2 separate regions of the Homo sapiens genome follow, and region 1 is linked to region 2. The links are chromatin loops, found by intact Hi-C in ENCODE. Cell type or tissue: ovary. All regions are shown on one strand. Links, peaks and the distances in the headings refer to the core of each region. The heading gives the core; the rest is flanking DNA. Region 1 overlaps TTLL11 (tubulin tyrosine ligase like 11). Region 2 overlaps TTLL11 (tubulin tyrosine ligase like 11).

Region 1 (8,330 bases), core at 303-8,302, 51 kb before region 2:
CTGGGCTCACTTCCAACTGGGGCCCCCTTCACGGCCTTCCTGATCCTTCTGCAACCCCCTGACTGCCAGACCTGACACTGCTCCCACAGCGGCCTCCTTCCCCACTCAAAACAGTCCAGCAACAGTACTGCCAGTGGCCACGACAAAGGGGACCTCACTTCTGGGCAGGCAGAGGTATTTTCCAGGGAGGAGCTTCTCTTCCATGGAGAATGTGGCGGGACATTGCCATCCCTCTGTGGATGGCAGGTCATTCATTCAGGGGGACAGTAAGAGTAAAATTTCTTCTGTTTGGGTTGCAGAAAAGGTTCTTGATATGGTTTGGCTCTGTGTCCCCACCCAAATCTCATCTTGAATTGTAGCTCCCATAATTCCCACGTGTTGTGGGAGAGACCCGGTGGGAGATAATTGAATAATGGAGGCGGTTTCCCCCATACAGTTCTTGTGGTAGTGAATAAGTTTCACGAAATCTGATGGTTTTATAAGGGGAAACCCCTTTCATTTGACTCTCATTCTCTCTTGCCACCACTTAAGAAGTGCCTTTTGCCTTCCGCCATGATTGTGAGCACCCCCCCATGTGGAATTGTGAGTCCATTAAACCTATTTTTCCTCTCAGTCTTAGGTATGCCTTTATCAGAAGCATGCAAATGGACTAACACAGTTTCCCAGTAAGAGTTTCCAATGTCTAAAATGAACTTGATGCTGCTGATTGGAAGATTATATATATATATGTATATATGTATATATGTATATATATGTGTGTGTATATATATATCTGTGTATATATGTATATGTATGTGTGTATATATATAAAGGTAGAAGGAGACTTTTTAACTTTCATAATTGATAGATATTATCATCACTACATATATAGTTTATATATTTTTTATATTTTTTAATATATATTTATATATAAAACCTATATATAGGTTTTATATTATAGTGATATTATCTCATATATATGAGATATATAAGATATATATATCTCATATATATGTGTATATATATTATCATCATATATATACACACACGTATATATATGATGATAATGGTGAGGATTTAGCCCAGGTGAGAATTTTAGACTAAACCCTCAAATCCTTTAGGGTCCAACAGGTTCAACCAGAGAGAATTGAAATTGTGCATAAAGGAAAGAGAAGGTGAAACTCCTATCTGGCTGAGTGACTATGAGCAAGTTAGACAACCTCTCTGAGCCTGTATCCTCAGGTGTAAAATGAGGGATCAGCACAGTTGGTCCTTGAAATCCCTGGAAGTTCTCAGTTCCGTGACACGATGATTATAGATACAGTCAGTTCTGAGAAGAAAGTGAACTTGGACGTTTTCTATGCTCAGTGAGCATGCTGCCAAAATGTGATGGATAAGACAGGAAAGGACAGGGATTTTTTCTGGGGCCAACACTTACCGGCTGGCCCCAGAGATGACAAATTATGGAAGGACTTCAGCTGGTGGCTTCTAAACAAAGGCAGCAGATCTTCCTAAATCGTTGTGATCCCGCTGTTGCATCAAAGGCTAGCACTGAACTGCTAGGTGTTAAATGCCTGCCCTGTGCCAGGCACGGTGGCAGATGTTGTACATATCGTATGTGATCTCTGATCCTCGGGCAACCCTGCAGGAGTGGCATCGCCATTGTTTCAGGTTGAAGCAGTGGAGACTCTCAAGGTTGCTCGTGTTTTTCAGTAGATACTTTCTGTGCAGCTATGATGTGCTCAGTGAACAGCGCTTAGAATCCCAGTGTGAGCAAGGTCTTCCTGCCCTGGTGGAGCTGGCAGTTTAGAACAGCTAGAGATGGGTTCAAGGACGATTGTAATATAGCGTGAAAAGGGCTTCAAAAGGGGTTAAAAACAGGGTGTCATGGGAGCCTAGTGAAGGGGGCCCCACAAACCAGCAGAAGGGTGGGGCAAGGTGGAAGGAATGAAGTTCCAGGCAGAGGCCAGTTTCATGCAAAGGCTTAGGGTCTTTGTCTATCAGACAGCAGGAGGGCTTAGTGGGCAGGGCAATGTGGCTGGAGCTTAAATAGGACTGTGGTCTGAGATGGGGCCAGAGAGGGACCCAAAGTCAAGGGCTTGACCAGGCCAGAGAGTTTAGACTTCACTCTGCAGGCAGAGAAGAGCCAGTCATTCATGCATTCATGCACCCATTCATGCATTCATGCACCTAGCCAGTGTTTATTGAGCACTTACTCTGCACCAGGATGGAGGAGTCAGCAGTGCACAAAACTGTCAACAATACCTGCCTTTGTGAACTGCCATTATTGATGGGAGGTGGAGGATGAGAGGACAGGAGATGGAAAATAAACAAAATAAATGAGTAAAATCTATACTGTGATGAGTGGTGATGAGCGCTATGGAGAAAATGAAGCAGGGAGAGCTCTGGAGGGCTGGGAAGATTGTGGGCTGCACTTGTAAGCAGAGTGCTTGGGGGAGGCCTGCCTGAGAAGGGCACACTTGGACACACACTTGAAGGAAATGAGGGAGTGAGCCAGGGACAGGCTTGGGGATTTTGGCTATGACATGAAGGACACATTGGAAGCGGAGGTTGCGAGCCAGGAAACTGGTGAAGAGGCTGTTGAAGTTCAGGTGACCCATGATGAGCTGACAAGTGATGGCAGAGATGTGTGTGAACTGCAGTGACAGGAGGGATAGGACTTGGCTGGCTTGATGCTTGTGAGGGGAGAGGGAGAATGAATCTCTTCTCTCTGGTTTCTGGCCCAGACACTGGATGGATGGGGAATCCCTCCTCTGAGTCAGGAACAAAGCTGGAGGCTCAGAATTGGGGTAGAAAAATGACTAACTGAAAAGTAACTTGCCCTGTTCACCTTGTTTATAGCAGCATTATTTACAATGTCCATGAATGAATGAATGAATGAATAAACAGACTCAGCCTTTAAAAGGAAGGATATTCTGAAACATGCTACAGCATAGATGAACCCTTAGGACATTATGCTAAGTGAAATAAGCCAGATACACAGGACAAACACTATATGATTCCACTTTCCTCCCCAGCCTCACCTCCCCCCCCGCCCCGCCCAAGATGGAGTCTTGCTCTGTTGCCCAGGCTGGAGTATAGTGGTGCGATCTTGGCTCACTGCAACCTCCGCCTCCTGATTTCAAGTGATTCTCCTGCCTCAGCCGCCAGAGTAGCTGGAATTACAGGCAAACGCCCGCATGCCCTGCTGATTTTTGTATTTTTAGTAGAGACGGGGTTTCACCATGTTGGCCAGGCTGGTCTCAAACTCCTGACCTCGTGATCCACCCATCTCGGCCTCCCAAAGTGCTGGGATTACAGGCGTGAGCCACTGCGCCCAGCCATGATTCCACTTGTGTGAGGCACCTAGAGTAGTCAAATTCATAGAGTCAGAAAGTAGAGTGGTGGTTGCTGGGGGTGATGTGGGGGAGTCGAGAGTTATTGTTTGATAGGGACAGAGTTTCAGTGGAGAACTATGAGAAAAGTTCTGGAGATGGAAGGTGATGATGGCTGCACAGCAATGAATGTACATCATGCTGCTGAATTACACACTTAAAATAGTTAAAATGGTAAATTGTATGTTATATATATTTTTCCAAAAATTAAAAAAGTATTCCAAGTAATTTGCCCAAAATCACATAGCGAGCAAATCCAGCCCAACTCCAGAGCTCCTCGTGCACCTCCAGCCTCTTATTCTGAGCTCTCTCTGTCTCTCACTATTCCCTCCCTGTCTTCTAGGCTGGCTTTGATTACTTGGTAAAATTACTTCACTTCTCTGGGCCTATTTTTCCCCGTCTGTAAAGTAGAGATACCTCATAGGGTTGTTGTGAGAATTAAATGAATCCATGCACCTAACATGCCTGCCACAGAGTAAACTCACGATGTATTAGATATTATTGCTATTCTAATGTCAGAACAACCCAATCCAGGTAAAACAGCACAGACCTGGACTAAAATCCATGCTCTAGCATTTGGGAGCTATGTGTCCTTGGGCAAAGCACTGAACTGGCTTAAGCCTCAGTTTCTACCTATTATCAAGCGCTATCTGGGCTGATAGTTCCTGCCTGGCAGGGCTGAGAGCAGGACTAAATTGGACCTGTGTCCAAGGCCCCCAGTCCAGTGCCTGCATGTCAGCCACAACCTCCAGTCCATAGCGGCTGTTACTGTGTGGACACAGGATCACAGTTATGCAAGGAAAAATTCACATAGTGACCTAACATCTTTTTCTACTTCCATGCCATTTTATAGGCAGAAATAGCACCCCCCTGCTCGTAGTTGAGGTATTTGAAGATCCTGAAGCCATATCTTTGTGCAGGCTTCAGTAATGTGTCTGTGTCTAATTTATTCGTTTTACAAAGGGGACTGATTCAGCCAAGTCTAAGTAACATTGACTGATTCCCTGCTCCGGGCCTGGCCCCATGCTGTTGCTGGAGAGTCAGAAATGAGTCAGACACAGCCCCTGTCTACAAAGAGCTGAACTGGCCCAAAGAAGAGCCAAGGACGTTGTCACAGCAAACTGCACTAGGAGTGCAGAAACCCGGGTTCTTTCCTGAGCCCTAAAACCTAAGTGCTGGGAAACCTTGAACAAGCCACACCTCCCATCTCCAGAACTTGTCTACAGGCAGAATGAGGACCTTGAACTTGCTGGTCTCTATGACTTGAAGCTATTTCCTCTTCAGATGTGTTGACTCCTTTGCCCAGTGCTCTCTGGGAGCAGTCTGCAGGGCACAGGATAATTAGGGGAGGTTATACCAGAGCCACTGCCTTCTGAGCTATAAAGACTTGGCCTTGGGACCTTCTCAGTCAGCCAGGATGGGCTTAACCCTATGGCATCCTGGGATCCCAGCAGCAGTCTGGTGAGGAAGGGGAGGGGGATAGAGCCAGGAACTGGAGAGGGGACCTGGGCCAAGGCTGCAGGCCAGTGTCCCACCCGGGTGAGCAAAGAGGGTTTAAGAGTGGAGGTTCCAATAGCCAGGGCAGCTTCAGGCTAACTGGGCTCCCGGGGCCAGGAAGCTGACTCACTCCAGACCCCCACTGGGTGTTGGGGTTGCCTGGGGGCCCCCAGGCAGTTCAGGCCTGACTTCCAAGCAGCACACCAGACACCAGATGTATTCCAGACTTGATCTGTGTGCCGAGGGAAGGAGCTCACATCCCACTCCTCCCCTGGGAGAAAGGACGGGGGACAGCTTGCTGCGGGGGAGGCACTTTCTTCATGGGGGATCTTGAAGCATTTGCTTCATTGGCCCAAGTTTCCCCTCGCCTGTGGGAAAGTGTCCCAGCTCTCCTCGCTGTGGTCGGCCTTCTGGCCGTCTCTCTATCCCATGCCAAGGCATAGTCTGCTCATCTCACACGGGACACCGAGCTAGTGCTTTCTTATTTCAGGCCAGAATTGAGTTGAAGCCGGCAGAGCTGAGCTGAGATCCTGGGATCATTGGTATGTGCACTGGCATCGCGATTCCTAGTCAAATTCTTGGTAGCCAACCCAAGTCGATTAACGTGGGGAAGAGAAATTGCAGGTTATCATTCAACCACCATTGCCATCCATATGCATGAAGCCTGGGGACCTGACTCCCTTGCAGAATGAAGCATAACCTTTAGAGGGACCAATTTCAGAGAAATCGCCACCGCTACCTCCACCCACTCTCACCGCCTCCCTGCAAGCCAGAATGAGTGTTGCTTTTAGCTCTGTGGCAGCAAAGGAAGCTGCTTGGGCTGCCCACATGCCATATATGTTCTCAAAGAGTTTGATGGGCTTCTGCCACTTAAGAAATTGGTCACATTTAGAGATATTCGCTTCAGTGAACATGTCATGGCTGTATGTAGGAAAAACATACTATTATCTCTAGAGCTTGCCTGAAACAATAGGCTTGTTCCTGAAACAGATGTTTTGTGAAACCCACCGTGACAGGCTCATCATCCTGGTCTGGAGATGGGCCAGTACTTAGTTACCAGCCTCGCAAGGACACCAACATCTCTGCTGGCTGCCCGTTCATCCCACGCAGCTGAGCTCAAAGGGAGATACTCCCTGTGGCTCCTCCTTCTGGCTCGTGGGTTCTGAAGTTAAACATTTTACAAGCTTGAGAATATAGACAGAGGCAGTCAGCCAGGTGTGCCTTGGGAAAGAAGTTTCCAGGATATTGACTGAGAATGTTTTAGTGCTGTTCAGCTAGCATCTATTGAGGGCCTACTGTGCACCAGGCACTATTCTAGTTGCTTCCAGTTACATGATCTCACAGTAACCCCCAAGGGTACCTAGGTTGGACATAAGGACACTGGACTCTTACATCAGTTTCCTAGGGCTGCCTAAAAAGTTACCTCAAACTGCGTGACTTAGAACAACAGAAATGTCTTCTTTCACAGTGCTGGAGGCCAGAAGTCTGAGAGCAGGGTGTCCGCAGGGCCATGCCCCCTCCAAAGCTCTAGAGGAGAATCCTTCCTTGCCTTTTCCAGCATTTGGTAGCTCTTGGCCAGGTAACATGACTCCAGCCTCTGCCCTCGGTTCCCATGGCCTTCTCCTCTGTGTATGTCTGCATCAAATCTCCCTCTATCTCTCTCCTATAAGAACATCTGTCCCCAGATTTAGGGCTCTCTCTAAATCCAGAATGATCTTGGGATCCTTAATTATATCTGCAAAGACTCTTTTTTTCCAAAAAAGGTCACATTCACAGGTTTCAGGGGTTAGGACTTGGATATATCTTCTGGGGGACAGTGTTCAGCCCACTGCAGCCTTCCAGCTGTTACCTAATGGTTCCCCCAAAGTCACATATGGAGAAGGGGTCTCATAGGGCACGGAACCCAGGCTGGTCAGCTCTGAGCTAAGACACTCTATGGAGCTTTGATCAGGTGGCACTCATCAGGTGCTGCAAGGCAGGCCCTGGTGTCAGTGCTGAGATATAAACATGAAGTGATGGGCCCTGTTCCTAAGAAAGTTATAGGCTGGGCACGGTGGCTCATGCCTGTAATCCCAGCACTTTGGGAGTCCAAGGCAGAAGGTTTCCTTGAGCCCAGGAGTTAGAGGCCAGCCTGGACAACATAGAGAAACTCTGTCTCTACTAAAGATACCAAAACTAGGCAGGAGTGGTGAACTGTGCCTTTAGTCCCAGCTACTTGAGAGGCTGAGGCAAGAGGATTGCATGAGGCCAGGAGTTTGGGGCTGCCGTGAGCCATAATCACACCATTGCAGTCCAGCTTGTGCAACAGAGTGAAACCCTGTCTCAAAGAAAGAAAAGAAAGAAAGAAAAAGAGTTGTGGTTGAGTGGGAAGGAGCTATGCATATTGGTTCAGAGTCAGAGTTCTAAGTCCAGCCAATCCAGAATCATAAGCCGGCTTTGCCACTTCTAAGCTGGATGACCTTGGGCAAATTATGCCATTTTTCTGTGTCTCATAGGGAAACGGTCTCTTATGGAAACTGGGAATCATATGAAGAAGAATCCTAACCTCAAAGGGTCGTGGTGAGAATCAAATAAGAGGATGTGCTTAGCACACAGGTGTCCAAGCAGCGAGAGCTCCAGCATCCTGACCCCACAGCCTTTGTGGTTAACCACTGCTCACTGCTTTCCACTTGCTAGGATGCCCCAGAATATTTGAATCAGAGCCTCCAAATGGAAAACGGACAGTGGAAGACTTCTGTACAAGTCCCCAGAAACCAGGCTGAGGAAGAGGGAGAATCCGAAGCTGACTTCAGGGTTTTGAGCTTGGCTCACTGGGGTGATGAAGTTGCCAGTAACAACATGGAAATAGCAAGAAGCAGGTTCAAGGGGATGTATTATCTTCATCCTGGAACGTTGGATTACCGAGATGCAAGTGGGCTATCTGGGTGGATTTTCTGGCAGGTGTTGGACTTCCAGAAAATGATTCTTCAAAGCTACACGAGGACTAAGAGTGTGGGAAATAATTGATCCCATCTGGGCAAATTCAAGTGTTTTCCTGGGTGAAGACTTCTGGGGGCAGAGAGCAAACTAGAAAACAGAAAACAGAAGTGGGTACTCATGGGTTTGTGGTCACGGCATTCAGTTTTCTTGCCTGCAGAGTGGGTGCCTTGCTTTGTTCTTCCCAAGCTGTTGTTGAGGCTGCATTAGGTCAGGAATGGGAAATTGCCCTGTAGATTGTGCCCTGAGCTGTGGCGAGAGGCAGCAGACAGTAGCGTCAACCCCAGTCTCCCAAATGCTGAGCAGGACAGGAGAGGTACAAGTGAAGTGCCCCCTGTCTCTGTGTCATAGCTGAGAAATTAATAATTGTTCCCTCTTCTGGTTTGAACTGGCCTTTTGAATAGGCTCTAAATTTGTTCATAATTGCCAAAGGAACGACACAATAAAAACTGGAATTTCTCCATTCCCTGGCAAGGGGGGTGC
Region 2 (8,330 bases), core at 113-8,112:
ATCTGAGCTCTTTAGCCTTTGAGATTAGACTTGCCAGCCTCATCTCCATCCTCCACAACCACAGCCCCCATTCCCGCCACACTCTTCGCCCACACGTCCTGTGCTGCTTGGGGCCAGCCAACGTGCTTCCATCGTGGGGCCTCTGCTCATGGTGTCTCCTTCCTGTAACATCCCTCCCTGCCTTGATTGCCTGCACAAGGCCCATGGGTGAGACGGTTGTCTGTGAAGCTTCCAGACCCTTCTCCCTGCCCTCCCTGCCAAACAGCCATGCTCTCTCCTTGCTCTGTTGATTCCAGGCACACCTCCCCAGCCGTCATAGCTCGCTGGATCAGAAGTATTTGTAGGTGTCTTATCCCCTTTCCACCTGCTCCCAGTGGAGGCCAAGTGCCTCGTGCCAGTGCCTGATTCATGTTTGGGGCCCAGGGCCTAGCACAGGGAAAGCTTATTGAATAATCAAGCAAGTGAGTGAACAAATAGGTAGATGGGGTCTCACTAGGCTCCTTACTCTCAGAGTGACAACTTCCAGGACCTCATGGTTCCCTATTGGTCACCTGGTGTCTGGACACAGGCCACGTGGCCTCAACTCTGCCTCCTCATTGAAACTGTATGATCAGCTGGGCATGGTGGCTCATGCCTGTAATCCCAGCACTTTGGGAGGCTGAGGCAGGCAGATCACTTAAGGTCAGGAGTTCAAGACCAACCTGGGCAACATGGTGAAACCCCATCTCTACTAAAAATACAAAAAGTAGCCAAGCATGGTGGCAATTGCATATAATCCCAGCTACCTGGAAGGCTGAGGCAGGAGAATCGCTTGAACCTGGTAGGTAGAGGTTGCAGTGAGCCAACATCAAGCCACTATACTCCCTCCAGCCTGAGTGACAAAGCGAGACCCTGTCTCAGAAAAGAAAAAAGAAGCTGTATGATCTTGAACAAGTCACTTGCCCCCTCCAGCCTGTGCATCCATCGGTAGCCAGCTGTCACATCGCAGCGCACTGTGTTCCATGCATCCGAGGATACGTGGTGGTCCCAAGTTGGGGAGGTAATAGATCTTAACCGAGTTCAGGACTGTCCCTAATTCTTCTCTTGCGGTTGCCCTAACTGGCCCCCAGATAGCACTGCTCCTAGGCATGAATACAGTGAAAGAAACATTTTCGTGCACTAATAAAATTACCTTCTGTAAAGAAGGCAATTTGCATGTTAATGTTTTGGGTGATTCGATGCAGCTCCAGTGCCCTCCAGGCTGCAGTTTCTCTCTGACAAAGTGACAAAAATAAACTCCCGCATAAAAGAGCATTTCTCTTCTCTCTCATTTGTGCTCTAACGTGACATTCTTAATGTGAGTCAAGTTGAAACCCACTGCTCTGTCTTATTTTTGACACTGATCTGCCTCCTGTCACCGCTCCAAATGGCAGGCCAGCTTTGAAGAGCTCCTCAGAGGGGTCTCACCTTGAGGATAGGGCTCAGTCCACTTGGTGAGTGGGCACTGCTCTGCCCTGCCCAAGGCTGAGAAGGCTGAGGCTGAGGTCTTCTGGAGATTCTAGAAGGCCCCGCCAGTTAACTGCTGGACAGTCGGGGGGATGGGGAAGAGGGTTGCTGTTGGTGGCTGAGTTAGGGCCAATTTGCCCGTCTTCCAATTTGCCCATCTTTGGATAGAATGGGAATTCTGAGCCGCAGCCCTCCATGAGAATACTCTTTATTCTGCCAGGCTTGGCCCCTCTCATGACTTAAAGACAATCAAGAAAGAAGGCCATGTTTCCAGTGTGTCTTCCATGTGCCAGACACAGGCCCAGCCCCTTATGTCTGTTTTCTATCACTGAGCCCCCCAGAGCCGGGCAGGGTAGAAAGAAACTGAGGCTCCCAGCTGGGCAGTGAGTAAGCGAAGATCACCCCGCAATGTGTAAGAGGCCAACCCTGGATTTGAACTTAGGCATGTCTGATATCAAGCCTGGATTTTTTCTACCCTAAGTGGATCACCTAATGTTCAATGAGCCGCCCCTACACGCCAGGCACTGGGGGTGATGGGGACGTGCAGGGATGAACAGAACACCCAAGCCCTAGCACTGCTGACATCCGGTGGCCGAGGCAGACATTAAACATGGAAACGCAGAAATTGCATGTAATTAGACGTTGTGATGCGTTCTGTGAAATAAGTTTTAATGAGGAGGACAGAGAGGACCTCATTTATATTAAGAGGTGGATCAAAGAGATGTGTCAGTGAAGGTAATGCTGAGATGGAAGCTTCGCCAGGTGGGACTCAGGGTGTTCTGAGCAGAGGCCAGGGACCGGCCCCAAGGTGGGAATGCGGGGAGCAGGTTCTGCGAAATGAAGGCCCGCAGGGTGACGGGAGCAGGGGCGTGGGTTACAGCGGCAGCTGGAGAGGCGGGGCTCGATCCCTCAGAGCAGGGCAAGAAAGGTGGGCAGGGCAAGAAATGTTGTTGTTGAAGAGTTTAAAGTGGGGGAGTGCGTGGTTTGATCTATCTTTGCTTGCTTGCTTGCTTGCTTGCTTGCTTGCTTGCTTGCTTGCTTTCTTGCTTGCTTGCTTGCTTTCTCTCTTTCTTTCTCTCTTTCTTTCTTTCTTTTCTTTCTTTCTTGACAGAATCTTACTCTGTCACCCAGTCTGGAGTGCAGTGGCACAATCTCAGCTCACTGCAACCTCCGCCTCCTGGGTTCAAGCGATTCTTGTGCTTCAGCCTCCTGAGTAGCTGGGACTACAGGCACATGCCACAACGCCCTGCTAATTTTTGTATTTTTGGTAGAGACAGGGTTTCACCATGTTGGCCAGGCTGGTCTTGAGCTTCTGACCTCAGGTGATCCGCCCACCTCGGCCTCCCAAAGTGCTGGGATTACAGGCATGAGCCACTATGCCCAGCCCTGATTTGTGTTTCTAAAAGGTCATTCTGGATGCTGTATTGAAAGGGGCAATAGTGGAAACAGGGAGACCAGCGAGGAGGCTGTGGGGGCTTCAAGGGACGACAGCTGCTCAGGTGGGGGAGGGCAGGAGAGCAGAGGTTTATGGTCCTAGGGATGTGGAGGTGTTGAGAGGAGGTAAGAGAAGTCTCAAAAATGACCTCAGGCTTCTGGCTTGAACAACTAGGTGGGTGGAGAGACCATTTATTAAAATGGGCGAGACTCAAGGAAAAACAGAATTGGGAAGGGAAGACCAAGAGATTCATTTTTAACAGGCTAATGCGATATCCCAGTGGCAAAAAAGCAGGCTGGCCTGGAGACAATGATTTGGAGGGCATGGATTCATTGAAGGTATTTCAACCTGGGGAATGAATGACAGGAAGAGAGAGCGAGAGAGAGAGCCCTGTGGGGCCCACAGCAAGGAAAAGCAGACAGAAGCCAGCAAGAGAGAGAGAGCAAGAAGCAGGAGAGCGAGATGAAACAGACGTGGGAAGACCGTGTCTCCAGGAGGGAGGCTTCCACGTGGTCACATGCTGTGGGGAGAGAGCCAAGAGGAGCTCAGAGCTGACATGGGAGTGGAAGGTACCCAGGCGTTTGGCGTGAGCCCTTTGGGAGGAGAGACAGGGAGTGGACATCCTCTCTTGAGCTGGAAGGGAGGCTGTGGAGGCAGTGCCACCCCAGGAGGGAAGGGCAGTCTGGCTGAGAAGGGAACAGAGAGAGAGAGGATAGTGACAGGAAGGCAGGCTTTTCAACCACACAAGATCCCAGGGCTGGTTGATGGCAGATGGTGGCATTCAGGAGCAGGGGAGAAACTGACAAGCTGGGAGCATTAATCAGGACCGACTGTAGACAAACTCCCTTTCCTCCCCTCATCCCTCACCCCCACCCGCTCCAGGCCCACCTGCCAGACCGCCCACAGCACCAGCTCTGTTCCCTAACACCCTGAAAAAGCCCTTTCAAAGCACCAAGATTTTGTACTACTAGTTCCTCTCCTCAGAAAGATCTTCCTCCTCAGTGCTGATCCTTGAAGATCCCAACCCCAAGTTAATTTGGCAAGAGCTATCAAAACATACTAGTAAAAATAATACTTGACCCATAAGTTCCACTGGAAAGAGATGATTGCTCATTCAAGTATGTACTGATATATACACAAAGATGTTCATTGCACCATTATTCACAATATCAAAAAAAGAAGAAAACAGGAGAAAAGCATCCTAAGTGTCCATTAGTAGGGGAAGGATTTTAGAAACTCATGGTACATCTATACTATGGAATTCTATACAGTCTATAAACAACAGGGTAGATCTATATATGCTGACACGGAGAAGCGTCAAGGCATGGTTAAAATTGTGTAAGTGCAGTACGGTAGCTATAAGGTGATCCTATTTGTGTGCAAAATTATATGGATACAGATATTGATGCACACAGCAGTGCACATATTTCATTTTTATGCGTATATGCCAGAAATTGCAAACAGCATTCACTTCCAGCTCACAGGAATTGGAGGTCGCAAGGCAGAGGAGGGAAACAGGACCTTCACTTTCCACTACCTGTGCATTGCCTCTGTCTGAATTTTCTCACCATGTGCACCACAGGCACCCTGTAACCTATCCTGCCTCTTCCAGGCAATGACTTGCTTCTTCCTTTGTGTTCTAACACCCCCATCTCACGTTGGGTCATCCTACCCTCTCCCTGCTTCTCCCTGCCCTGCATCAGAGGAGGCTTGCCCATCTGTGAATCTGCACATTGAGGAGTCAGCCAGGGCTGGCAGAACTGAGTGGTCATGGTTACTGCCTTCTGAATCCTCAGATCCTCGTAGAGAAAGGCTGTGGTGATGGAAGAAGAGGTTGATTTACTCTGTGTTAAACTGGGGTGTCGGGGGAGGTTTTGCACATTTCAGCTCCCAGGCAGAGAGCAGAGAGCACATGGCAGTGAGAAGGGACCTCCTGGGGCAGTGGTGAGCTCCCCATCACTGGAAGCAACCAAGTTGGGGGGCTGGATGGCTGTTGTTAGCAATGTCAGGAAGGGCAACCCATGCCCTTCAGAATCTCACAGGGCAACTACAGAAAGCCACAGCGACAGGACCAGAAATCATGCTTTATCTGCCCTGGTTTTTTATCCCCACTACCAGCCCCAGCCTGGAGGACTCTGAGTGAATGGCTAGGTCTGCCCACACCCAACTAACACACAGAGCCCAAGACAAATGCAAAGCTTTGCCATATCACTAAACAAAGGCAAACAACCACAGACAATCAGGGGCCATAAAAGCATCTACCATCCAGATTTTGTTCTGAGGATTAAACAAAAGGTGCCCATAAAGTACTCACCACAGTGCCTGACACATATTAAGCACGTGTTGTATACAGACCACTCTTAGTAATCCCTCTTGTCATTCTGGGTGTTGTTGTTACCCTGCAAGGGCCTAGATTGTGTTATCTCTGAAGTCCTTTTTAAGCCAGAGATTTTGACCACTTGCTGAGGAATGAGTCCTGAGCCTCCAAAGGTTCTATAGGAGCCATTAATCTCTCGAGAAATGTCCACAACAGCATGAAGCAGTTGCAGGAAGCAGTGACTAGAACTGTGGCCCTGTCTTCCCAGATGGTGACTCAGGAACTTGTGTTCGTGTCATGATGGAATCAGGGGTGACGTTGGATGGGACTGGACTGAGACCTCTGGGCCACTCTGCTGTGGCCAGCAGTATGACCTGTGATTAATGAAATGATAGAAGAGTTGCTTTCACCTTTGATTATGTTTGTTATTTTGGTGCTGCTGGCTTCTGGGGGTAATGATTTTTCTGCAAGTTCTATTTATGGTCCAGTCGTGACACTTAATTAATTTCTCCATCCGGCCAAGGACAAAGGTGATAGTGACTTCTTGTTGCCGTAATGCTTAATACAATGACTGCACATGTGCAACTTCTGTTCCTGAGCTGGTGGGGTGGGTGGTGGCAGAAGCAAGGCTTTTTTCCTTGAGATTTCCATCTGGGTTGGGGGAGAACTGGTAGGGAGCAGCACCACCACTTACCACTCTCCAGTAGTGTGACCTTGGGCAGGTGGAGTGTGACCTTGGGCAGGTGCTTGGGTCTCCCTGAGCTCAGCACTTTCTCTAACAATGTGAGTATTGGCAGCCCAGTCTCTTAGGGTGGCAGTAGGACATGGTAATGCCGAGTGGGAATCCTGGTGGGCAGAATGTCCTCAGTAAACATGGACATTCCACTTCTTAAAATATTCAGAAGTCTACATCACTTCCAATACTTGTGGAATCCTCGGAGATCACTCCGTCCAGCCCCTCACTTTACAGAGGGGAAGCAAGTGAGGCCCTCTGAGGGAAAGTGACCAGTTCAAAGCCACACAGTGCACAGGGGTAGAGACCATGGAGATCCCAGGCCCCTTAACTCAGATTCCTGGCCTCATGAAACTCAGTCCAGCAGGGTGAAAAGAAATTGGCCAACTTCAGTAGGAGAAAATGAAACCACTATTGTGATAGCGCTCCAGGCCAGTGAGGTGAGAGAGCAGACTTCCAAGTGGGAAGATGATGGGAAGCACTTGTGCCACTATTTTTTTTTTTTTTTCCTGAGACAGAGTCTCACTCTGTCGCCCAGGCTGGAGTGCAGTGGCACAATCTCAACTCACTGCAACCTCCCTATCCTGGGTTCAAGCAATTCTCCTGCCTCAGCCTCCTGAGTAGCTAGGATTACAGGTGTGTGCCACCATGCCCGGCTAATTTTTGTATTTTTAGTAGAGACGGAGTTTCACCATGTTGGCCAGACTGGTCTCGAACTTCTGACCTTGTGATCTACCTGCTTTGGCCTCCCAAAGTGCTGGGATTACAGGCGTGAGCCACCGCGCCTGGCCTGTGCTGCCATTTTTTAAGCACTGTGTTGCTTTTTCTGTGTGGTACCTTGTGAAAAAAAAAAAAGCCACTCAGGGCAGCTATTACTATCCCCACTTTACAGATGCAGATACTGAGACCCAGAAAAGTAAAATGCCTTGACAGGCAGTAAGTGGGAGAGCTGGGACCCGGACCAGCTCATCTGAGTCCCTGTCCCTATTCATGGAGCTGAATGCCTTCTCCCTGGGAGATGCCCAGGTTTGATCTACCATGTGTAGAGTCCTTCGAGACCCCAGCCCCAGGCCTAGAGAGATTGTGGTCAAGTCTAGGGGAACCGTGCAGCAGCAGACAGGGAGCTGGGCTGCAAGATGCCCTAAGAATGGAGAGAAGGCTGAGATTCCTGTGATGAACCGCCTTGGAGTTTGTGCAGCCTTCACAGATAGCTCTTCTGGGGGCCATTTCACTACACAGATAGGAAGCACTAAGCTAATTCTAGTCAAGATCATTCAGCTTTATTTCCTACCAATGATTCCAAACAGCAAACTTGTATACTTATACATTTAGAATTGTACGATAAGACAGAAACATCTCTTCTAGGTGAGTAATAAGAAGGAGATTTAAAGACTGGGGAGAGAGAAGGGCTTGGCAAGTTTCTGTTTAAGCACCCCAATCCCAGGAAACAGAATTACTAGCAAGGAAGCTCAGGTATTTTTAAGAGGAAGAAAATATCTCATATTCAGTCTGGAATAATATCCCTGGCTGTCGACAATGATTTGGATTTAATTATATCATATATTCAAATGTGCTCTGTAAACTGTAAAATAATACATAAATGTCAGATGTTAAGAAAGCGTAATGTAGAAAAAAGAGTGTGGGCTTGAAAGTCAGCTACGCATGTAAATGCTGCCTCGCCCACCTAGACGATGACCTTGACAAGCCACTTAGCCTCTCTGGGCCTGTGTTCCTCAACTGTAAATGAAGAATACGCGTAAACATGTCCTCTTCCCACCATTACCCTGAGAAGTAGATGAGAAAAATGGATGTTCTTTGTAAACTGGAAAGTGCTATGCAGACGTAAGATAGGATTCTTGTTCCCATCCTTAAGCTGGTGAAGAGATGATGAGATTATTGGTGAGCAGCTCCCAGTGTTTTCATAAAGCCCTGAGTGCAACGATGCCTTCCCGGGAGTGGAGAGCAGGGGGCTTTGGCCTAGAAGGAGCTGGTGGGCCATCCTCACCCAGCCTATTGACAGAATGAGGCCATCGTTTGTCAGGGGCCGCCTCTTAATATCCAAGAGGCGGTCTCAGGTGAGAGACGTGCGGCTGGCTGCAACTGGAATGTTTCGAAGGCTGCCTTCTCTAGCAACATCTGTCAACCCAAATGAAGTTTAGAAAAATACTCAACAGCTTATCTTGTGGCATACAGGGCAGGTAGGGAAAGCCTGTTTGCAAAGACCAGCGAATCTAACTGCACCTTCTTGTTGACATCCAGCAGAGATAGATGAGGCTCCATCCCTCATTCGCTGCAAGGCCGGTATTGTTTTGTTCTAAATGACTGTAATTAACACTTGGTCAAATCTTTGAAAACTCCCC

The links. A loop is a pair of places that touch in the nucleus more often than their neighbours do. Peaks named below come from ENCODE experiments on the same cell type or tissue, not always from the same donor. Only the 100,000 strongest peaks of a DNase experiment are listed, where the experiment ranks them.
Region 1: a loop joins it to region 2, with 7 times the contacts of the local background. A loop is called at or near these places in 3 of 110 quality-filtered maps.

What each region holds. Positions count from the first base shown.
Region 1 is chr9:121,884,612-121,892,941 of GRCh38, reverse strand. The region is part of intron 6 of TTLL11 (tubulin tyrosine ligase like 11); the gene reads left to right. Among named protein-coding and RNA genes, the nearest start is that of TTLL11, 200 kb to the left of the region's middle. RefSeq lists an enhancer at 4,432-4,990. In ovary, for the core only: no CTCF peak of the experiment used is centred there; a DNase peak (open chromatin) is centred at 4,401; H3K27ac peaks cover 1,465 bases.
Region 2 is chr9:121,832,978-121,841,307 of GRCh38, reverse strand. The region is part of intron 8 of TTLL11 (tubulin tyrosine ligase like 11); the gene reads left to right. Among named protein-coding and RNA genes, the nearest start is that of DAB2IP, 190 kb to the right of the region's middle. In ovary, for the core only: no CTCF peak of the experiment used is centred there; a DNase peak (open chromatin) is centred at 3,447.